3 separate regions of the Homo sapiens genome follow, and all the other regions are linked to region 2. Evidence: chromatin loops called from intact Hi-C (ENCODE). Cell type or tissue: HCT116. All regions are shown on one strand. Region 1 has its middle 15 kb from the start of THEMIS2. Region 2 overlaps TAF12 (TATA-box binding protein associated factor 12). Region 3 has its middle 10 kb from the start of PHACTR4.

What was found. Peaks named below come from ENCODE experiments on the same cell type or tissue, not always from the same donor. Only the 100,000 strongest peaks of a DNase experiment are listed, where the experiment ranks them.
Region 1: a loop joins it to region 2, with 9 times the contacts of the local background. A loop is called at or near these places in 2 of 110 quality-filtered maps.
Region 3: it touches region 2 in a loop (5-fold over the local background); 52 of 110 quality-filtered maps call a loop at or near these places.

The regions. Positions count from the first base shown.
Region 1 is chr1:27,853,573-27,861,572 of GRCh38, reverse strand. No RefSeq gene overlaps it. Among named protein-coding and RNA genes, the nearest start is that of THEMIS2, 15 kb to the left of the region's middle. RefSeq lists an enhancer at 4,741-5,035. In HCT116, a CTCF peak has its summit at 3,348; a DNase peak (open chromatin) is centred at 3,332.
Region 2 is chr1:28,598,961-28,606,960 of GRCh38, reverse strand. TAF12 (TATA-box binding protein associated factor 12) reads left to right here. Exons shown (of 6, transcript NM_005644.4): 5 at 1,501-1,589; 6 at 3,387-4,111. The coding sequence ends at 3,422. Among named protein-coding and RNA genes, the nearest start is that of RAB42, 11 kb to the right of the region's middle. RefSeq lists enhancers at 4,022-4,522, 7,307-7,888. In HCT116, a CTCF peak has its summit at 3,936 (motif pointing right); DNase peaks (open chromatin) are centred at 3,932 and 5,150; H3K4me3 peaks cover 803 bases; H3K27ac peaks cover 2,518 bases.
Region 3 is chr1:28,355,400-28,363,399 of GRCh38, reverse strand. No RefSeq gene overlaps it. Among named protein-coding and RNA genes, the nearest start is that of PHACTR4, 10 kb to the left of the region's middle. In HCT116, a CTCF peak has its summit at 3,568 (motif pointing left); a DNase peak (open chromatin) is centred at 3,517.

The sequences.
Region 1 (8,000 bases), 750 kb after region 2:
CATCAAAGCACTTGCATTTCCTCAATCCTGAAACACCTCCTCGCTTCCCCAGCCTTTTGCACATGGCTGGAATACTCCTCCCACTCTTTCTTATTTATTTTTTGTATTTTTAGTAGAGGCGGGGTTTCACCATGTTGGCCAGGCTGGTCTTGAATTTCTGACCTCAAGTGATCCACCCACCTCGGCCTCCCAAAGTGCTGGGATACAGGTGTGAGCCACTGCGCCCGGCCTCTCCTCCCAACTCTTGTGCTTGGATAACCTTTATTTATCCCTCAGATCCCAGCCCTGACAGCCCTTTTCCAGCGAAGCCTTCTGGTGGCCAGGCTGGTTAGGCGCTTCCTTGGTTTGCTCCTGTCCCAACATCGATTCATTCATTCAACAAATTTTTATGGCGTGCCAGCGATGTGCTAGGCTGTTCCAGCCATTTTGAATACACTGGGAATCAAAACAGACAACAGCCCCTGCCCCTAGTGGAGCTTACACTCAAGTGAGGGGAGGGGAAAGGCAGACCATAAACAATATGCAGTCAATAAGTAAACGATACCACCGTAGGGTGGTGTGTGGTAGAGGGGATGGTGCTGTGGGAACAGTGGAGCAAGTGGGAGGTCGGGGATAAGGGGTTGGGAGTGAGGAGGGTTGGCCTCATTGAGATGTTAGCCTTGGGGCCAAGACGTTGTCAATGCCCTCCAGCCACAGACTCCCAGGAACAGAGGGGCATCTGAGTAAGTTGGGTTCGTGACTATGTGCTATCATAGGGATAGCACATGCCATGGGAAACTGTGGGGCAACTCAGTAAGCTGTGTTAGAAAGGACTTACAGGATTTGGGTTAGATGACTTTTGAGTGCTTAAGAAAGCAGGGCTTCGGGCTGGGCATGGTGGCTCACGCCTGTAATCCCAGCACTTTGGGACGTTGAGGAGGGTGGATCACTTGAGGTCAGAAGTTCAAGACCAGCCTGGCCAACATGGTAAAACACCGTCTCTAATAAAAATACAAAAAGTAGCTAGGCATGGGGGTGCGTGCCTGTAATCCCAGCTACTCTAGAGGCTGAGGCAAGAGAACTACTAGAACCTGAGAGGTGGAGGTTGCAGTGGGCTGAGATCATGCCACTGTACTTCAGCCTGGGTGACAGTGAGACTCCATCTCAAAGAAAGAAAAAAGAAAGCAGGGCTTCACTCTGGATTGGATGCTGTGCAGAAGCAAGGGTATTTCTATGGCTGAGGACATTAATACATTTTATCTAGAGGGAGGCAAGACTAGACCAAAGCTAGAGCTGTGATCAGTAAGAAGCAACAGCGTCTCCTATGAGCCAGGACAGGGGGATTGTATTCGTTTCTGGGTCCGCTGTAACAAATGACTACAAACTTGGCAGGTTAAAGCAACATAAATGTATCCTCTCACAGTTCTGGAGGCCAGAAATCAAAGTGTTGTAGGGTTGGTTCCTTCTGAAAGCTCTGAGGCAATCCTCGTGCTCCTTGGCTTGTAGACAGATCATTCTAACCTCCACATCTTCCCATGGCCTTTCCTTCTGTGTCCCCGTCTTCTCCTTTTCCAGTTTTTTTTTTTGTTTGTTTGTTTTTTTTGTTTTTTTTTTGAGATGGAGTCTTCCCTGTCGCCCAGGCTGGAATGCAGTGGTGTGATCTTGGCTCACTACAACCTCTGCCTCCTGGGTTCAAGCAATTCTCTTGCGTCAGCGTCCCAAGTAGTTGGGATTACAGGCGCACACCACCATGCCCGGCTAATTGTTTTGTATCTTTAGTAGAGACAGGGTTTCACCATGTTGGCCAGGCTGGTCTCAAACTCCTGACCTCGTGATCCACCCGCCTAGGCCTCCCAAAGTGCTGGGATTACAGGCGTGAGCCACCACTCCCGGCCTCCTTTTCTGTCTCCTATTAGGTCATTCCTGGATTAGGGCCCATCCTAATGCAGGACGATCTCATCTGAAGATCCTTACCTTAATTACACTTGCAAAGATCCTACTTCAACTGTGACATTCTGAGGTCCTGGATGAATGTTTTAGGGCCTACAGGTCAACACCCACTGCAGGGATGATTGGTCCTTTTTGTGGCTTGGACATTGTTCATGTTTTATTTGTGCTCAGACATGACTGTGGAGTGGCCCTGTTTGTGTCGTGATCCATCGTGGTCCCAGGTGGTTTGTCTGTTGCTGATGTCCTGTGAAGTCATTTAGGTTCAGCTGGAGAATACCGAAGCCCCGCTGGGCTCCAGGCGGGCTCCAGGAGGTCAGGGCCTGCTTTTCTCTTTCTCAACGTAGGGACAGGGAGCGAGGGAGCCCTGCTGATGCCTGGGAGAGAGGCCCAGCCACAGGGGCAGGGCAGGCATGTGCCCTGAGGGTGGAAGGAGCAGCCAGAAGCCCATGGGCTATAGGGGAGCGAGCAAGGGGAAGCAGAGAGGTGACGGGAGGGTGACGGCGTGCAGGGCAGGGTGAGGCTGGCTCTCACTCAGAGGGAAATGAGGGGCCGCAGAGAAGCAAACATGACCAACTGTGGAGGGAGCGAGTGTTGGGGGAAGAGCCTGCCTGGAGTAGGTTCAACAGCAAATGGAGGAGAGGAACTAGGGACAGAAAGTGGAGCAGAGAAATGGGAGGGCGGCTGGGGCAGCTGGCGGGGAGTGGAATCAAGAGGGTTTGCTTAATTTTCCATGAAGGAGAGGACAGTAATGGTGAGTCTGGATGCTGCTGCCAGTGACCCAAAGGAGAGGGAGGACTGCTGCCAACAGGATGGGGCACAGTGGGAGCAGATGCCTTGATTGGGGAGGCGGGGATGTGGGGGCCACCGAGGCAGGCAGGCTGGGAGCCGCGGTGAGGGGCTCAGGGGTGCACTTCCTGCTGGTAACCCTGCCCCTGGCTATGGGCGCCAGCCTCTATGGGGAGCTGCCCAGGCCCAACCTGGCACAGCTGTGGAGACTCAGTAGTACTTGAAGCCCCACATACCACAAAGGGGACAGAGATAGAGACAGAGGGGACAGGAACTCGAGAAGGAAAAAAACTCAGGGAACAAAATCCAGAGCCTGTCACAGATGTGGAAAGAGCAGGGGAGGAGCCTGGGCTGGAGACTCCCCTGCACCGTCCCTGCTCCAAAACCTCAGGGCCGGGCTAGAATCCCCACTGCATGGCTTGCCAGGGCTGTGACCTGGGTCTGTGTACCCTGAGCCTCAAGTTCCCCATCTGTAAAATGCAGACACTGCCAACCTCCTCTCAGGGCTGTGCCCGGGGGAATTAAGGAGGTAAGTCACATAAAGTGCCCGGCAGTGAGCCAGATTATCTTCCCTCCCTCTCTCATCTCATGCCCCACAGCCCTGAAGGTCTTTCAAAAGTGGGCACAGGGCCCAGCCTGCTGGCAGAGGCTGGAACTGCACCCATGCCCCTGTTAAAGGTAGAAGCTTCAGCATCCAATTCCCTCCAGGGAACAGGCAATGGTTTTATTCCCTCTCCACAGAGAACATCCAAACTCCACAGGCATTCAAGGACCTTCCCTCCACCCCGGCATATGCCAGACTTTAGTCCACTCTGCCCCATCTGTGCTCCCACAGTAGCCCCTGCGTGGAGCACCCTCCCCTCCACCACGTGGAGACATCCAATGTCATGCTCTTTGAAGCCCCCCCTCCCCTCCCACAGGCAGAACTAACGGAGAACTCTCTCTTCAGTCTTTTTTGTGTGTGTGTGTGATAGAGTCTCGCAGTGTCACCCAGGCTGGAGTGCAGTGGCACGATCTTGCTCACTGCAACCTCTGCCTCCCGAGTAGCTGGCATTACAGGTGTGCGCCACCATGCCCGGGTAATTTTTGTATTTTTAGTAGAGATGGGGGTTTCGCCATGTTGGCCAGGCTAGTCTCGAACTCCTAACCTCAGGTGATCCGCCCGCCTTGGCCTCCCAAAGTGCTGGCATTACAGGTGTGAGCCACTGAGCCCAGCCGTCTTCAGTCTTCTTGAAACACCTGGACTTTTCTCTAGATCTGCTAAGCTGTGAGAAAGAGAGCACTAGAACACCTGCTTGTCTCCCTGCGTGGAGAGATTCATGAGAGGCCAGGGACCCCTTATTCACCTGCTACCCCATGGATTTTCTATCATCTGAACCTGACCATTCACTGCCCGTGCTGAGACCTTCCCAAGGAAGCCTCCCCTGCTCTAGGTGAGGGTGTGTGTGATGTCAGTTTCTCTGCATTTTCCAAAACATCTACCTGAGCATGTCTTTTTTTTTTTTTTTTTTTTTTTTTAAGAAAAATATCCTTCAGTGCCTTCCTGGTAATTCCCTAGCAAAGCTTATAGGGTAGGCTCTCCTCCCCGCTCCCACTCACCAGCCACCCCCATCCCATGTCCTCTTTCCACACCCCTCTCATGGTGGCCCCTCTGCTGGGAAAACCATGGTCCACATGCCTCAGGTAATAAATTCCTATTGCTATTCTCGCCGGCTCCATCCTTCCACTCGAGCTGTCAAGGGTCTAGACAGCATCTGAGTGCCTGGCTGTCTCCCTCTAGGTGAGCCTCTTGTAGTAGCTGGGGTAGCAGGGGTGGTGCACTTCCATAGGCCCAAGTCATAGACGTCTGATCCATCCAAGTTGAATGAAGCAAGTCCTCACTGCCATAGTTTGCTCATTTGCAAAATGAAGGGTCTAGACAGAACCTCCCAGGTCTCTTTTGACTCTGAAATTCTGACCTATATTTAGTAGTGGGCATATTTTAGGCAAACGGTCATCAAACAGCTGATCCTGGGCCAGGATCCCCTGGGGAACGGGCCGTTCAGTCAGTAGATGTCTTTCTCCACAGGATTTGCCACCGTCTCCCCCCCGGGGAGGGGAACATGGGTCTCCCTTCCCTTCTCAGCAGGTGGCCCACCAGTAGGCACAGGATTTCGGGGAAACCAGCAGTCAATTCTCATCCGGGGTGGGCCTGTGTCCCAAGATAGGGACAGGCTGTGTCCCTCAGCAGCACTGTGCTCACATGAGTATGAGGCCACTGCTGATCCTGGGAGTGAACAGAAGGGGCTCATCCATCTGTATTGTCATCCAGAGCTAATTAGGGTAACAGGCAGTTGAGCCCCATCTTGGAGTGCTCATCTCTGAGGGCACCTAAAACATAATTGGAATCAGAAGTATGGCGCCAGCTAAGCCAGGTTTCCACACATACATGCCTCCCCAGTTCTGCTTCCGCTTAACCGGGCCCTTAAAGTACATGAAATATCAGCCGGGGGCCATGGCTCACGCCTGTAATCCCAGCACTTTGGGAGGCTGAGGCAGGCAGATCACCTGAGGTCAGGAGTTTGAGACCAGCCTGGCCAACATGGCAAAACCCCACCTCTACTAAAAACACAAAAATTAGCTGGGCATGGTGGCTGGTGCCTGTAGTCCCAGCTACTCGGGAGGTTGAGGCAGGAGAGTCGCTTGAACCAGGAAGCGGAGGTTGCAGTGAGCCGAGATCGCACCACTGCACTTCAGCCTGGGGGACAGAGTGAGACTTTTGTCTCAAAAAAAAAAAAAAAAAAAAAAAAAAAATCCTTGCAGGTATGTATATTCTGTTGTGCCTTCTTTGAAATGCCAATCCAAGTTTCACTCTGCAACTCAGATTCTGAAAGCAAGAATGCATGGTGGCTCAGTGGCTCACGCCTGTAATCCCAGCACTTTGGGAGGCCGACGCAGGCGGATCACGAGGTCAGGAGTTTAAGACCAGCCTGGCCAATACAGTGAAACCCCATCTCTACTAAAAATACAAAAATTAGCCAGACGTGGTGGTGCGTACCTGTAATCCCAGGTACTTAGGAGGCTGAGGCAGGAGAATTGCTTGAACCTGGGAGGCGGAGGTTGCAGTGAGTCGAGACCGTGCCACTGTGCTCCAGCCTGGGTGACAGAGCAAGACTCTGTCTCAAAAAAAAAAAAAAAGAAAAAGAAAAAAAATGCATGGCATAACCTTCTCATCAGGAAGGACTTCATCTCAGCTATATCTAACATACTTTAACACACTTCCAGTAAGTTGTTCAGTTTGGACATCTTTTAAAGAACTACAAAACAGGCCAGACTCGGTGGCTCACGCCTGTAATCCCAGCACTCTGGGAGGCCAAGGCAGTTGGATCACCTGAGGGCCGAAGTTCGAGACCAGCCCGGCCAACATGGTGAAACCCCGTCTCCACTAAAAATACAAAAACTAAAGGGTGTGCCACCTATGGACCAAGCATATCCCCACCTTAAACTCTGGATTCAGACTAGAGTTTCAATCCTGTCTTCAGTACAGGGGGCTCATAGGGAAGTTTGTTTAGTCTCAGTCTCAGTTTTCTCATCTATAAAATGGGGATAAAAACAGAATTCCTCTTGGGGCTATGAGAATTAGATGACGTGCTGTAAATGGATACATGGTAGGTAGGTAGGCAGGTGCTTAGTGATTGTTCACCACTACCAACAGTACCATCTTCACTAAAACGAGAGGAAGGTATTGTCCTGATGAGGACACTCATTTTTTTTTTTTTTTTTTTAATTTATTTTTTTATTGATAATTCTTGGGTGTTTCTCACAGAGGGGGATTTGGCAGGGTCATGGGACAATAGTGGAGGGAAGGTCAGCAGATAAACAAGTGAACAAAGGTCTCTGGTTTTCCTAGGCAGAGGACCCTGCGGCCTTCCGCAGTGTTTGTGTCCCTGATTACTTGAGATTAGGGATTGGTGATGACTCTTAACGAGCATGCTGCCTTCAAGCATCTGTTTAACAAAGCACATCTTGCACCGCCCTTAATCCATTTAACCCTGAGTGGACACAGCACATGTTTCAGAGAGCACAGGGTTGGGGGTAAGGTCACAGATCAACAGGATCCCAAGACAGAGGAATTTTTCTTAGTGCAGAACAAAATGAAAAGTCTCCCATGTCTACTTCTTTCTACACAGACACGGCAACCATCCGATTTCTCAATCTTTTCCCCGCCTTTCCCGCCTTTCTATTCCACAAAGCCGCCATTGTCATCCTGGCCCGTTCTCAATGAGCTGTTGGGCACACCTCCCAGACGGGGTGGTGGCTGGGCAGAGGCGCCCCTCACCTCCCGGACGGGGCGGCTGGCCGGGCGGGGGGGGCTGACCACCCCCACCTCCCTCCCGGACGGGGCGGCTGGCCGGGCAGAGGGGCTCCTCACTTCCCAGTAGGGGCGGCCGGGCAGAGGCGCCCCTCACCTCCCGGACGGGGCCACTGGCCGGGCAGGGGGGCTGACCCCCCCCACCTCCCTCCCGGACGGGGCGGCTGGCTGGGTGGGGGGCTGACCCCCCCACCTCCCTCCCGGACGAGGCGGCTGGCCGGGCGTGGGGCTGACACCCCCACCTCCCTCCTGGACAGGGCAGCTGGCCGGGCGGGGGGCTGACCCCCCCACCTCCCTCCCGGATGGGGCGGCTGGCCGGGCGGGGGGCCGACCCCCCCACCTCCCTCCCGGACGGGGCGGCTGGCCGGGCAGAGGGGCTCCTCACTTCCCAGTAGGGGCGGCCGGGCAGAGGCGCCCCTCAACTCCCAGACGGGGCGGCTGGCCGGGCGGAGGGCTGACCCCCCCACCTCCCTCCCGGACAGGGCGGCTGGCCGGGCGGGGGGGCTGACCCCCCCACCTCCCTCCCGGACGAGGCGGCTGGCCGGGCGTGGGGCTGACCCCCCCACCTCCCTCCCGGACGAGGCGGCTGGCCGGGCGGGGGGGCTGACCCCCCCACCTCCCTCCCGGACGAGGCGGCTGGCCGGGCGTGGGGCTGACCCCCCCACCTCCCTCCCGGACAGGGCGGCTGGCCGGGCGGGGGGGCTGACCCCCCCACCTCCCTCCCGGACGAGGCGGCTGGCCGGGCGTGGGGCTGACCCCCCCACCTCCCTCCCGGACGAGGCGGCTGGCCGGGCGTGGGGCTGACACCCCCACCTCCCTCCTGGACAGGGCAGCTGGCCGGGCGGGGGGCTGACCCCCCCACCTCCCTCCCGGATGGGGCGGCTGGCCGGGCGGGGGGCCGACCCCCCCACCTCCCTCCCGGACGGGGCGGCTG
Region 2 (8,000 bases):
TCCATACCTATATGTTTACCCTAGGCTCTGGGCTGAATACTTCACATGCCTTATGTCATTGAATGCCCCAACCACCCTGTCAGTGGTTATTACTGTTGTTACAGCTACATAAAAAATGAAGAAACTGGGAGCCAGCGTCATACAGCTGCTCAGTGAAGCAGCAGACCTCAGCTTTGGCTCTTAATTCCAGAATGCTTGAAGTGCCTTCATGTCCCTTAGGTGTGAGAGGGGTTACTTTGAGCCTTAGGATTAAGACAACTAAAGAAATAAATGATATTTATTTTCTGTGAATTGGATAAGCTGCATGGAAACCTTAGGTCTCAGCATTCACAGCTTTGACTAAATTACCTCTTTTTCTTTGCAAGAAGCTTGAATTTTGTCCTTTAGAAACCTTGGAGGAAGCCAGGCATGGTGACTGATGCCTGTAATACCAACACTTCGGGAGGCTGAGGCAGGAGGATGTGCTTGAGCCCAAAAGTTCAACATAACAAGACCCCCTCTCTACAAAAAATAGAAATATACAGCCAGGCGCAGTGGCTCACGCCTGTAATCCCAGCACTTCGGGAGGCTGAGGCAGGCAGATCACCTGAGGTCAAGAGGTTGAGACCAGCCTGGCTAACATGGTGAAACCCCGTTTCTACTAAAAATACAAAAAATTAGCTGAGGCCAGGTGCGATGTCTCACGCCTGTAATCCTAGAACTTTGGGAGTTCGAGGTGGGTGGATCACGAGGTCAGGAGTTCAAGACCAGCCTGACCGAGATGGTGAAACCCCATCTCTACTAAAAATACAAAAATTAGCCAGATGCAGTGGCAGATGCCTGGAATCCCAGCTACTCGGGAGTCTGAGGCAGGAGAATCGCTTGAACCCAGGTGGCAGAGGTTTCAGTGAGCCGAGATCGCACCACTGCACTCCAACTTGGGCAACAGAGTGAGACTCCATCTCCAAAAAATAAAAAATAAAAAAGCCAGGCATGGTGGCACACACCTGTAATCCCAGCTACTCAGGAGGCTGAGGCAGGAGAATTGCTTGAACCTGGCAAATGAGCCTGTGGCATATTCAATGTTGAAGCCTGAGAGATTGCAGTGAGTCGAGATTGCGCCATTGCACTCCAGCCTGGGCAACAGGAGCAAAATTCCGTCTTAAAGAAATATAAGAAATAAGAAATATTAGCTGGCCATGGTGGCATGCGCCTGTAGTCCCAGCTACTTGGGAGGCCAGGATGGGAATATCGCTTGTGCTGGGGTAGTCAAGGCTGTAGTGAGCCAAGATTGTGCCACTGCACCCCACTCTGGGTGACAGAGTGGGAAGACCCTGTCTCCAAAAAAAAAGAAAAAACCTTGGAGAAGCCATGTCCATTTTCCCTATTTGTAATAGAATCCCTTTGTGGAGTTAGTAGCCAGATGCCCACATTCATCCTCCCTGATCCAAGGGGGTCACATTGCACTCCTGGTACTGCCTTCTTGGTACGTTTATCTCTGTGCTGGCTTCTTCCTTGCAGAGCGCCAGTGGAACATGTGGATCCCAGGATTTGGCTCTGAAGAAATCCGACCCTACAAAAAAGCTTGCACCACAGAAGCTCACAAACAGGTGAGGAAATGCCAGAGCCCTGGGGACAGCCAGGGCTGATTCCTTGAGTTACGTCTCAGAGTGGATACACACAGCTACCTTCTAGGGGGCCTCGCTTCCTCCACACAGCAAACTTCACTCTCTGGAGCAAGGGTCAGAGAGGGCAAGAGGCAGCAGCGGTCTCCGGGAGATCAATAAGATATTCACATGGTGCTGTGCTGTTCCCACATGTGGTCTGTTTTTTCTCGTAACTCTGTTGAGTGTCACTTAAAGCTGTTGATTCTGGGTTCTTCTAATATGGATGCAGCTCGCCCCACCATACCTCCTTAATGAAATCTTCCTTCATTGTTGCTGATTGCAACACCATATATGGTCCTATGAAGAGAGGGCAGGTTAAAGAAAGCAAAAATGTGCTGTACTTGTTCTGAGAGGTAGTATCCAGGCTGCCGTGCTGGACATTCTGGCCTGTGTCCTGGTTTTACCTTTGAACAAGGTTCCCTCTGAACAAGGAACCTAGGAGTCAGTGTGAGAATACTACTTCTGCTGTGGAGCAAGTCATCCCCATCTTTGGTCAGTCCAACAGCAGTGTTGGCCTCCCTCTGACAAGGCTGTTATCCTTTCTGTCTTAACTTAAGTGGCTACTCTGATTTGAAACGTGAGCTTTTTCCAAGCTTAGCAGGCACAACTGGGCAGTCCTGGTTGAGTGCCCCTGCTTCGCCATAGCCTGGTATCTCTGGAGCCGGTGTTTGTAAAGCTCACGAAGCAAGCCCTAAAGGGAAGCCACCAGTTTCCTGAATGGAAAGATTGCACTGTTCAGAAGAGAGTCCCTGCAAACAATGGACTGTCACTTTGTGCTCCCAAGTTAACCATTTTCAGCCCTATTTATTTAGTCGACAAATGCCATAATATTGGTATTTGGTCAAAAAGAATGAACAAAGTAAGTTGTTAATTTGGCTAGTAGCTAGTAATAGTAAAAGAATTCAGATCATGAAACCTATGATCTGAGTGTTTCCATGATGGACTGTGGTAGAAGTTGTTAGTCTTCAGTTTCCCTTCAATGCAGGTCATGAGATGTGAAATGTCAGCTCCCTTTGTGTGTGGCAACACTTTGAAATTGAGGCCCCTTCCCTATTGTGTCCATCATTGGAGAAAAGATTGGGGTCAGGGGACCCCAGAAAACACATGCTTGGCCAGGCGCAGTGGCTCATGCCTGTAATCCTAGCACTTTGGGAGGCCGAGCCTGGTGGATCACTTGAGGTTAGGAGTTTGACACCAGCCCGGCCAATGTAGTGAAACCCTGTCTCTACTAAAAATACAAAAATTAGCCAGGCGTGGTGGCACGTGCCTGTAATCCCAGCTACTGGGGAGGCTGAGGCAGGAGAATCACTTGAACTTGGGAGGCAGAGGTTGCAGTGAGCCGAAATCATGCCACTGCACTCCAGCCTGGGCAACAGAGCGAGATTCCATCTCAAAAAAAAAAAAAAGAAAGAAAGAAAACACATGCTTTGCCAGCTTATTCTCTAAGTCACCAAAACTCAAGAGCTGTCACTTTCTCCTGCTTTTAACTTTTTTGCCATTCTGCTAGCCTAGAGCAGTTTGGTGGATGAAATGGGTCCACTAGCCCATCTAAACATCTCTTGGGGCCTTGCAGACTGCTCTCTGGTTAAAAGGAATCTACTGAGATGCCTTGTGACTGCAGGTCTCTGAGGGCTGCGGCCTACAGTGTAGACCATGAGGCCTGCTAGCCACACAGAATGTTCCAGAAAGCTCCTGACTCCAGCTGCTGCTGTATAACTGCTTATTTGTCTCTCCTTTCAGAGAATGGCATTGATCCGGAAAACAACCAAGAAATAACACACGGAAAGGTCAGGGAATGGACAGCAATGTATTTGGAGATACTTGAGCTGAGAACTCAGCCATCTCATCCTTGGATTTTTTTTTTTAATGCTTTACAGAGAAGCATATATTTTTTATTAACAGTGCAGCAATATCTATAATGACTGAGAGGATCTGCCAAAAGAATAAAGCCTCCTACCCCAACTTCCGGTCCCTTTTCCCTGCCATCTCAAAGAGGAGCAATGTATCTTCCAGAGAAGATTTTATTTGTGGTTTATTATATAAGTGACTGAATATGGGACAAAGCATTATGGTCTTTTTGGGTAAGACAGTATTAGCAGGATTTGTAAAGGGTTTTGTTTCCTTCTCCCTTCCCCTTTTCCCTGTACTTTGTAATGTCAGTGTTTATATGAATATGACTTTCATTTGCTTTTCCAGAATAAAGAAGTTATTAATCGAAAGACAGGGTACCTTTGAAATCCCAGAGGGAGTCAGGACAAGCAAGCCTGGATTGTAGCTCTCTAGTCAGCAGGTGGCAGCATCGTTATTCATTTTGGTGTTTGAGAAAAACTCAGGGATTTTCCATCATTTTACCCCAAGGGAGGCCATAACATCAGCAGGAGTTTGAGTCCAGCTTCTCGGCCATAAGAATTGAGTAGGGTGACCTTCTCTCACGGCCCTCAACTGAAGAGGCATCCTTGTTTTGGCAATGTTATATGCCTAAAAACCCTTTTTGGTTTTTTTTGTTTTTTTTTAATTTTTTTTTTTTTGAGACGGAGTCTAGCTCTGTCACCCAGGCTAGAGTGCAGTGATGTGATCTTGGCTCACTGCCACCTCAGCCTCCCAGGTTTAAGCGATTCTCCTGCCTCAGATTCCCAAGTAACTGGGGTTACAGGCGCCTGCCGCCACACCGAGATAATTTTTGTATTTTTAGTGGAGATGGGGTTTTCACTGTGTTGGTCAGACAGGTCTCGCACTCCCAAAGTGCTGAGATTACAAGCGTGAGCCACCGCGCCCGGCCTAAAAACCCTTTTTGACCTGCTCTTCTGGAACTCCTGGAGAAAGCTGTGTTTGTCCCTGTCCCTGAGAAAGGATGGGAGTAGGCCCCTGTCCTCAGGATAGGCATGTCTGTGCAGGTGCCCATCTCTTCTTAGTTGCTGTTATCTTTGATCCTGGTGTTTTCACCATCATGCAGAAGAAACCAGGCGCCTTCCAGACCTCTGGGTCATGTCCTTCAGTGGCACCTAGCATCATCCTGTCCTGGGCCCAGCATGGCCCTTGTGGATTGTGAGAGTTCTGTGGGCTCTAGGGAGGATGGCTGTCCTACCCAAGGGTCACTAGCACAGGCACAGCCACCTTGATTTGCTTTGGTCCTCTGCGTCCTGAAGCTTGGCCCAGGATGAGACCCTGCATTTCAAAATTCCCTCCCACCCTGAGTTAGATCCCATGTCCCCCCCACTTCACAGTCTCACAGATACACTGAGTGAGCTCCTCAGAGGCTGTGCTAATGTTACTGTTGCTCTTGGCTGAAGTTTCAATGCCCCAAAGAGGCAGCCAGCTTCTTTCCCTGTGGTGTCACCCAGTGCTCACCAACAGGTCACTCTTGTGGCCAACCATCAGGACGAGGATGCTGAAGGGTTTCACTTTCCCCAGAACCTCCTGATGCCAGTGGTGACACTCATAAAGGATATTCTGTTGGTGATACCAAACACCAAGGGGCCTCCAGCTGGGTTTCAGTAGTACGATGAGTCACTGACCTTGGCAGCCAAGGAATCTAGAATTAGTTTTGAGATCTCCACTAAGACAGAAGGGAACACAGGAATCGGGGAAGTTTAATGGAAAGAGCTGAGGTAGAATCAAAAGACCCCAGTTCTTGATTTGCAGTGTGACAAGTAAGTGGCGTCATCTATCTCAGTCTTGTCCTATCTGCATATTGAGGGACTTGTTCATTCACTCAGCAAGTATTTATAATCCCATGCCTGTCCTAAGCAGAGGGATACAATGATGAATAAAAACAGACCCAGGTGACCGGGCGCAGTGGCTCAAGCCTGTAATCTCAGCACTCTGGGAGGCCAAGGCAGGTGGATCACTTGAGGTCAGGAGTTCAAGATCAGCCTGGCCAACATGGCGAAACCGTCTCTACTAAAAATATAAAAAATTAGCCAGGCAGCTGAGGCAGGAGAATTGCTTGAACCTGGGAGGCGGAGGTTGTAGTGAGCCGAGATTGCACCACTGCACTCCAGACTGGGCGACAGAGGGAGACTCCATCTAAAAAAAAAAAAAGAGAGAGAGAGAGAGTCTCACTCTATCACCCAGGCTGGAATGAATGAAGTGATGCGATCTCGGCTCTTGCAACCTCCACCTCCCGGGTTCAAGCTATTCTTGTGTCTCAGCCTCCCAAGTAGCTGGGATTACAGGTGCGCCACTACATCCGACTAATTTTTGTATTTTTAGTAGAGACGGGGTTTTATAATGTTGGCCAGGGTGGCCTCTAACTCCTGACCTCAGGTGATTCTCCTACCTCTGCCTCCCAAAGTGCTGGGATTACAGGTGTGAGCCACCATGCCTGGCCTCCTTTTTTTTTAATTAATTTTTTAAAAACAGAGAGTTTTGCCATGTTGCCCCGGCTGGTCTCAAAATCCTGGGCTCAAGCAATCTGCTTACCGCTGCCTCGCAAAGTGCTGGGATTATAGGTGTGAGCCACTGTGCCCAGCCTATCCTGGCTTCTTATGAAGGTACGTGGAGCCCTCAGTTCAGTGCCCATGCCTTGGAGGCTGCTGTGTGTTGTGTGTGTGTTGCAGGCTGTAGTGTGGGAGGCCCAGCAGGCTGGTTCCAAGCTTTCCACTTTTCTTCAGTCTGCATAACATCTTTCTTAACTGTTGGACATTTTTAGGGCTCTGAGAAACATTCCGTCAGATGAGGATTCTAATGCTCAAAACAGATAAAAAGTTTTGAAAACCACTGCACACACACACACACACACACACACACATTAAAAAAAAACACACACACACACCACTGCAGAGCCTTTGGGAACCCCTGAAGTTTCAGATGAAGGAGTGGTGTAACTATGTTTGCATGTTAAAAGCCTCTCTGGCTGCCAGTGTGGAAGGTGGAATTGGAAGCAGGCAGGAGGGATACTAGCCGGAAGTTGCTACAGTTTTTTGGACTAAAGGTGATAAGATTTGAGTCCGGGTGTGGTGGCTCACACCTGTAATCCCAGCACTTTGGGAGGCCAGGGCAGGTGGATCACCTGAGGTCAGGAGTTCGAGACCAGCCTGGCCAACATAGCGAAACCTTGTTTCTACTAAAAATACAAAAATTAGCCGGGCGTGGTGGCATGTGCCTGTAATCTTAGCTACTCGGGAGGCTGAGGCAGGAGAATAGCAGGAACCCAGGAGGTGGAGGCTGCAGTGAGCCAAGATCATACCACTGCACCCCAGTCTGGGCGACAAGAGTGAGACTCCATCTAAAAAAAAAGACTTGAGACGTTTTCCCAAGAAGGAGTTAACCAAAAGACAGGGGCAGGGTCTGGCTGTAACAACAGGATGAGTTCCAAGGACACAGAAGGAGCCATCTGGGACCAGGGAGCCATCCTGGAAAGAATCCCCTGTGCCTGCATGGCGTGAAGCTGGGAGGAGGAAAGCAGAGTTAAGCTAGGGTCTTACAATTACCTGGAGTTACAAAAGAAGGGGCCTTCAGAGGTCATCCAATGTGGCCCTTATTTTACAGATAATGCTGAGATCTGGAGAGGTCGTGTGACCTGTCCAAGGTCACTAGGCAGGTCAGGACTCAGACCTGTGCCCTTAGTCCAGTGTCCATCCTTCTAAATGGCCTCCAAGGCCCCTTCTCTTGACCCCTCCCTTCCTGGTGGATGAGTTCTCTCCTTGGCCCTCAGGGTTGGGGTGGCACCACAGGCGCGTGCCATCACGCCCGGCTAATTTTTTATATTTTTTGGTAGAAACGGGGCTTCATGGTGTTAGCCAGGATGGTCTCGATCTCTTGACCTCGTGTTCCACCCGCCTCGGCCTCCCAAAGTGCTGGGATTACACGCGTGAGCCACCGCGCCCGGCCTATTATCCCCATTTTTAAATCACTGAGGCTTAGAAAGATAAAGTGAGTTAGTCAGGGTCCCACTGTTAGTGGAACTGAGATTCAAACCAGGTTTGACAGCAAAGCCTGTCCTATTTTTGGCAGCTGGGATAATGTGGTTAAAAGGAAGTGATGTCTACCTGAGTGTTGCAGGCAGATCAGATAACACAGGGAGAGAGAGAGAGCTGGGACTTTCCCGGCACAGAAAACAGCATATGCGAAGTCCAGAGCTGCACCTGGTTCAGAATTTGGCCGCCTGGGCCAGTGGTTAGAGATGATGCAGCTGGCTCCAGGTGATGAAAGGCTTGGATTAGAGCAAAAGGATTTGGATTTTATGCTGTAGGTGTGGGGCCATAGGAGGATTCTAGCAGGGAGGCGGCCAAGCCAAAACTGTCCTTTAAAAAGATCCCTCTGGGTCAGTGTGGATGCTGAATTACAGGAGAACCTAGAGGCCTGAGACTCAAAAGGAGTGGCACAATGTACACTGGTGCCTCTGCCTTTCCT
Region 3 (8,000 bases), 240 kb after region 2:
TTCTGGGTAGGCACTCACCAGTATCCTACATTATGGTTTAGGAAAAGCTCCAGAACAGAGAGAAAGATACAAGGAGAATTGAAGCCCTCACTGAATTGTTTTCAAAAGCTTTGCCCATTGGGAAGGCTGAGAGGATGGAAGGAAAGGTACAAAACCTCCCAGACCATCCCTTGCAGTGCTCAGATTCATCCATGTGCTCCATTAGATCCAGTCCATCACCTAGTTTTCAAGATAATGGCTAGCTATCATCTTGACAGAAAACTCAGTGGTGCTAAAAATTCTTTGCAAAATGTTTGTTGTCCCTTACGCCTTTTGTGCCCTATAACATACCATACTCAACCATATAGATGATTCTCACAAATAATGTTAAGTGAAAGAAGCCAGACCACAGTACTATGTTTGATTTCATGTGGATAAAATACAAGACAAGCAAAAATATTCTGTTCAAGGCCAGGATAGCAGCTACCCTTTGGGGTGAGAGAGCAGTGTCTAGAAGGGGGAATGAGAGGAGATTTTGCAGGTGATACTTATCAGATATGTGATTTACAAATATGTTCTCCCAATCTGTGGCTTGTCTTTCCTTCTTCTTTATTTTATTTATTTATTTTTTTTTTGAGACAGAGTCTTGCTCTATCGCCAGGCTGGCGTGCAGTGGCGCTATCTTAGCTCACTGCAACCTATGCCTCCCAGGTTCAAGCGATTCTCCTGCCTCAGCCCTTCAGCCTCCCGAGAAGCTGGGATTACAGGTCTATGCCACCACACCCAGCTAATTTTTGTATTTTTAGTAGAGACGGGTTTCACCATGTTGGCCAGGATGGTCTCGATCTCTTGACCTCGTGATCCACCCAACTCGGCCTCCCAAAGTGCTGGGATTACAGGTGTGAGCCACTGCGACCGGCCTGTGGCTTGTCTTTTCATTCTCTTTACAGAATCTTTCACACAGCAGAATTTAAAATTTTTGAAGGCTAGGCATGGTGGCTTACACCTGTAATCCCAACACTTTGGGAGGCTGAGGCGGGCAGATCACCTGAGGTCAGGAGTTCAAGACCAGCCTGGCTAACATGGTGAAACCCCGTTTCCACTAAAAATACAAAACAATTAGCTGGGCGCGGTGGCGCACGCCTGTAATCCCAACACTTTGGGAGGCTGAGGCGGGCAGATCACCTGAGGTCAGGAGTTCAAGACCAGCCTGGCTAACATGGTGAAACCCCATTTCTACTAAAAAATACAAAAAAATTAGCTGGGCGTGGTGGTGCAAGCCTATAATCCCAGCTACTCAGGAGGCTGAGGCAGGAGAATTGCTTGAACCCAGGAGGAGGAGTTTGCAGTGAGCCGAGATCGGGCCATTGCACCCCAGCTTGGGCAACAAGAGCAAAACTCCATCTCAAAAAAATAATAAATAAAATAAAAATAAATAAATAAAATATTTGAGTAAGTCCAATATTTCCATTTTTTAATCTTATGGATGGTATCATATCTAAGAAATCTTTGCCTAATCCAAGATCACAAAAATGTCCCCCTAAATTTTCTTCTATAAGTGTATAGTTTTATTTTTATTTTTATTTTTTTGATATGGAGTTTCACTGTTGTTGCCCGGCTGGAGTGCAATGGCGTGATTTCGGCTCACCGCAACCTCCACCTCCTGGGTTCAAGCGATTCTCCTGCCTCAGCCTCCAAGTAGCTGTGTTTTAGTGATCCCTAACCCTTGCCACCACCATGCCCGGCTAATTTTTTGTATGTTTAGTAGAGATGAGGTTTCACCATGTTGGTCCGGCTGGCCTCGAACTCCTGACCTTAGGTGATCCACCCACCTTGGCCTCCCAAAGTACTGGGATTACAGGCATGAGCCACTGTACCTGGCCGTGTATATTTTTAGATCGCCATTTTTTAAAAGGATTATTTGGGATAGAGTCTCACTCTGTCACCAGGGCTGGAGTGCAGCAGCCGATCATGGCTCACTGCAGCCTTGACCTCCCAGGCTCGGGTGATCCTCTCACCTCAGCCTCCAAACTAGCTGGGACTACAGGTGCACACCACCATACACTGCTAATTTTTTTGTGTTTTTTGTAGAGACAGAGTTTTGCCATGTTGCCCAGGCTGGTCTTGAACTCCTGAGCTCAAGTGATTCTCCCGCCTCGTCCTCCCAAAGTGCTGGGATTACAGGCGTGATCCACCACACCTGCCCATGCATATACTTTTCTATTCAGTCTAAACCTGAAAGAATACACAGCTTTCCTCTGGGGTAGGAAGATAGTGGGATTTGGGGTAAGTATGCTAGAAAGATTGGCTTTTCACCGTATACCCTTTTGTGCTATTGAATTTTTTTTTTTTTTTTTTTGAGATGGAGTTTCACTCTTATCCCCCTAGGCTGGAGTGCAATGGCGCTATCTCGGCTCACTGCAACCTCTGCCTCCCAGGTTCAAACGATTCTCCTGCCTCAGCCTCCAGAGTAGCTGGGATTACAGGCACATGCCACCATGCCCAGCTAATTTTTTGTATTTTTAGTGGAGACGAGGTTTCACCATGTTGGCCAGGCTGGTCTCAAACTCCTGACCTCAGGTGATCCACCTGCCTCAGCCCCCCAAAGTGCTGGGATTACAGACGTGAACCACTACACCCAGCCAAATAATTTTTTAAAACGCAAACTCAAAAAGGGTTGGGAATCACTAAAATACAGTTCCACTGAACAGTTTAAAATCACCATAATGGGCCTGGATCAGCACTTTGGGAGGCCAAGGCAGAAGGCTCACTCTTTTTTTTTTTTTTGAGATGGAGTCTCGCTCTGTTGCCCAGGCTGGTGTGCAGTGGCACGATCTTGGCTCACTGCAACCTCCGCCTCCCGGTTCAAGCAATTCTCCTGCCTCAGCTTCCTGAGTAGCTGGGACTACAGGCGTCTGCCACTGCACCTGGCTAATTTTTTGTATTTTCAGTAGAAACTGGGTTTCACCATGTTAGCCAGGATGGTCTCGATCTCCTGACCTCGTGATCCTCCCGCCTTGGCCTCCCAAAGTGCTAGGATTACAGGCGTGAGCCACCACGCCCGGCCAGAAGGGTCACTCTTGAGCACAGGAGTTCAAGACTGGCCTGGGCAACACAGCAAGACTCCCATCTCTATAAAAATTAAAATAATAAAAATGAGCCAGCTGTGGTGGATGCCTACAGTCTCAGCTATTCAGGAGGCTGAGGCAGGAAAATCGCTTGAGCCCAGGAGTTTGAGGTTACAGTGAGCTATGATCGTACCATGGCACTTCAGCCTGGGCGACAAAGTGCGACCCTACATCTAAAAGAAATAAATAATAATAATAAAATAAATAAATAAAATCACCACGATGCTTGTTGGATTGGATGATTTCACTGCAGCTTCAAATCCTGAGGGTTCTCTCAAGCCTGGCAGTTCTCACTGAGCTAAGAAACTAAAAGTCACATTTATTGGCAAAGAATGGATTGGGCCCATCAGAAGATAATATGCAAATGATGAGTGTGAATTTATAGTTTCCTCTCTATAGCTTTGAACATTGCTGAATTTAGAGAAGAAACTATGAATGTTGCTGCCACCTGCCGGCCACATCTCTCAATATCAGGTTCCTGGAAGTACCTGGTGGGATTCTTCTTTCAATTGAGTCCTCTATTAGGCTCTGGATTGGAGAAAGACTGATTTACAGATTTCTCCCTTTTTGCTGTCATCATCCCATAATCTGCCACAAAACCAAATTGCTAAAAGCAGGGAGCTGTGGCATTCAATTGTCTGCATTTGAATTCTGTCTTTACCTCGGGTAAATCAGATACCTGTTCTATACCTTGGGTAAATCAGATACCTATTCTTTTTTTTTTTTTTTTTTTGAGATTGAGTTTCGCTCTTGTTGCCCAGGCTGGGGTGCAATGGTGTGATCTCGGCTCACTGAAGCCTCCGCCTCCTGGGTTCAAGCAATCCTCCTGCCTCACAGGCGCCTGCCACCATGCCCGGCTAATTTTTTGTATTTTTAGTAGAGACAGAGTTTCACCATGTTGGCCAGGCTGGTCTCTAATTCCTGGTCTCAGGTGATCTGCCTGCCTCAGCCTTCCAAAGTGCTGGGATTACAGGCGTGAGCCACCGTGCACAGCAATCAGATACCTATTCTACACTTCAGTTTCCTCATCTATAAAATGGGGATGATAACAGCAGCTCCTTTACATAGGTGTTGTGAGGATTAAATTAGATCACATAAAGCGCTTAGCACAAGGCCTGGCACACAGTGAGCACGCAACAAATATTAATGGTTGTTGTCATTGTCAGGCAGAGCTTCAGAGCCTCTCTCATCCTTTTTTTTTTTTCCAGCTGAATTTAAGATTCAAGGCCCTCCCATTCTAAACTGACAAATTGTACCTGGACACACAAAAGTCTATTGGAAAGACCTATAGCATCTGGTTCCACCACTTCCTGACCGTGGGCAAGCGTCTTAACCTCTCTGAACCTTACTTGACCTCACAGATGGTTTTGGAGATTACATGAAATCATCTGCGTAAAGCACCAAGACAGTGCCTGGCATGGAGTGGACAGTTAATAAGTGGAATGATGATGGAGTGATGATTAACACAGAAATACTTACCAAGTATAGCTAAAGGTTGAGCAGCACAGGTTGCAAATAGGCAGGCCATAGGCAGTCACTAACCTACAGATATTTGGCCCACAGTGATTTACATTTTAACCCCAGGAATTTTACATTCAAGTCTGAATTCTTAATTTCTCTTTTAAAATGTGAAGATCTGCCGGGTGCAGTGGCTCACGCCTGTAATCCCAGCACTTTGGGAGGCCGAGGCGGGCGGATCACCTGAGGTCAGGCGTTCGAGACCAGCCTGACCAACACGCAGAAATCCCGTCTCTACTAAAAATACAAAATTAGCTGGGCGTGGTGGAGCATGCCTGTAATCCCAGCTACTCCGGAGGCTGAGGCAGGAGAATCGCTTGAACCCGGGAGGCGGAGGTTGCGGTGACCTGAGATCGCACCACTGCACTTCAGGCTGGGCAAAAAGAGCTAAACTCCGTCTCTGGGCCGGGCGCAGTGGCTCACGCCTATAATCTCAGCACTTTGGGAGGCTGAGACGAGGGGATTGCTTGAGTCCAGGAGTTTGAGACCAGCCTGGGTCAACATGGCGAAACCTCGGTCTCTACTAAAAATACAAAAAATTAGCCGGGTGTGGTGGCACGCATCTGTAGTACCAGCTACTTGGGAGGCTGAGGTGGGAGAATCATCTGAAGCCTGAGAGGTCGAAGCTGCAGTGAGCCGAGATCGCACCACTGCATTCCAGCCTGGGCAACCAGAGTGAGACCCTGTCTCAAAAAAGATTTTTTTTAATTTTTATTATGTTTTAATTTTATTTTATATTTTATTTTATTTATTTTATTTTATTATTTTATTTTATTTTATTTTTTATTTATTTTAATCTGTGAGAGGGAGTCTCGCTCTGTCCCCCAGGCTGGAATGCAGTGGCACCATCTCTGCTTACTGCAAGCTCCGCCTCCCAGGTTCACGCCATTCTCCTGCCTCAGCCTCCCGAGTAGCTGGGACTACAGGCGCCCGCCACCATGCCCGGCTAATTTTTTGTATTTTTATTTTTATTTATTTTTATTTTTTATTTTTTTTGGAGACGGAGTCTCGCTCTGTGGCCCCGGCTGGAGTGCAGTGGCAAGATCTTGGCTCACTGCAAGCTCCGCCTCCCGGGTTCACGCCATTCTCCTGCCTCAGCTTCCCGAGTAGCTGGGACTACAGGCGCCCGCCACCACGCCCAGCTAATTTTTTTTTGTATTTTTAGTAGAGACGGGGTTTCACCGTGTTAGCCAGGATGGTCTCCATCTCCTGACCTCGTGGTGCGCCCGCCTCGGCCTCCCAAAGTGCTGGGATTACAGGCGTGAGCCACTGCGCCTGGCTTTTGTATTTTTAGTAGAGACGGGGTTTCACCGTGTTAGCCAGGATGGTCTTGATCTCCTGACCTCGTGATCCACCCGCCTCGGCCTCCCAGAGTGTTGGGATTACAGGCGTGAGCCACCGTGCCCCCGGCCAAATTATTTATTTGTTTATTTATTTTTGAGACGGAGTCTGGCCCTGTCGCTCAGGCTGGAATGCAGTGGTGGATCTCGGCTCACTGCAACCTCCGCCTCCCAGGTTCAAGCAATTCTCCTGCCTCAGCCTCCTGAGCAGCTGGGACTACAGGCACACCCACCACACCCGGCTAATTTTGGTTTTTGGTTTTTTGTTTTGTAGAGAGAGGGTTTTACCATGTTGGGCAGGCTGGTCTCGAACTCCTGGCCTCTGGTGATCCGCCTGCCTAGGCCTCCCAAAGTGCTGGGATTAAAGGTGTGAGCCACTATGCCCAGCCTGGAAACAATTTTTGTAAATTAAGAAATAAATAAGGCCGGGCGTGGTGGCTCATGCCTGTAATCCCAGCACTTTGGGAGGCCAAGGCAGGTGGATCACCTGAAGTCAGGAGTTCGAGACCAGCCTGGCCTACATGGTGAAACCCTGTCTCTATTAAAAATACAAAAATTAGCCGGATGCGGTAGCGCGTGCCTGTAATCCCAGCTACTCAGGAGGTTGAGGGAGGAGAATCGCTTGAACCCGGGAGGCGGAGGTTGCAGTGAGCCGAGATTGCACCACTGCACTCCACCATGGGCGACAGAGCAAGACTCTGTCTCAAAAGAAAAGAAAAGACAAGAAAAGAATTAAATAAAATACAATAAAATGTGAAGTCCTGACAGTGTATTACACTGATCTATACGGAAGGTGGCATATAACAGAGAAACCTAATTTCTTCCAAGGAAGCTAAGTAATGCTCCCTGAAGAAGTGCTGCTAAAGCTGAAACAGGAGTTGACTGGGGGTGAATCCGATAAAGAGGTGGGGATGCTGCTCCAAGCGTAAGGACTGTTGGGTCCAAAGGCCTTGGTCAGGGAGATTCGTGCCTCTGGGAAACCTCAGGGTAGCCAGGTGGCCGGAGCACAGTGAGCAAGACAGCAGGAAGAAGATGAGGCTTCCATTAGCATCTTAAGGATTTTGGTCTTTATCATGAGGACAAATGTATTTCAAAGCTAAAAGCTGGGAGGTAGCCAATTGGTGTAACAAACTGAGGAGCTAGACAGAAATAGAAGGGAGAAAGGTCAGGGGTCAATAATAGCTGAGAAGGCAGAGAAGCACAAGGATAGTATGGAATCTAGAAACTGGGGGCACGCAGGACAGCATTTCAGGTGTGGTCTGGCAAAAGGCAGACTTTACGGCAACCAAGTTAAGTGGGACACCAGGATGAATATCTTATGTTCATTTAAATAGTGGAAAAATGAGAAGAACAGACATTTCGTCAAGGGCATATCACAAGTGAGATACGGAGCTAGATTCACAATACCTATCTTAATTTGTTGCTCTTCCCATTAGTTTTCTCAAGGCAAGTAAACTCAGTACAATACTCTGTTGTTAATACTACTAACAAATCTCATTTATTAAGAGTTTGCTAAATGTTGGGCTCTGTATTTATGTGCATTATTATCTTGTTTTTTTCACAGAGTTAACGAGAACAGTCCACCCAAAATATTATGAACCAAGAGACTATTAGACATTGGAGACAGGAATAAATGAAACAGACACTATCCCTCTCCTTTGGGAATTCACAGTTCAGAAAGGAAGGGAATAGTTTAAGAAGTAATTATAGGCCGGGCACAGTGGCTCATGTCTGTAATCCCAGCACTTTGGGAAGCAGAGGCAGGTGGATCACCTGAGGTCAGGAGATCGAGACCAGCCTGGCCAACACGGTGAAAACCCGTTTCTAATAAAAATACAAAAAAACTTAGCCGGGTGTGGTGGCAGGTGCCTGTAATACCAGCTACTTGGGAGGCTGAGGCCGGAGAATTGCTTGAACCCAGGAGGCAGAGGTTGCAGTGAGCTGGGATCTCGCCATTGCACTCCAGCCTGAGCAACAGAGCAAGACTATTTCCACACACAAAAAAAAAAAAAAAAAAAAAAGAAAGTAATTATAA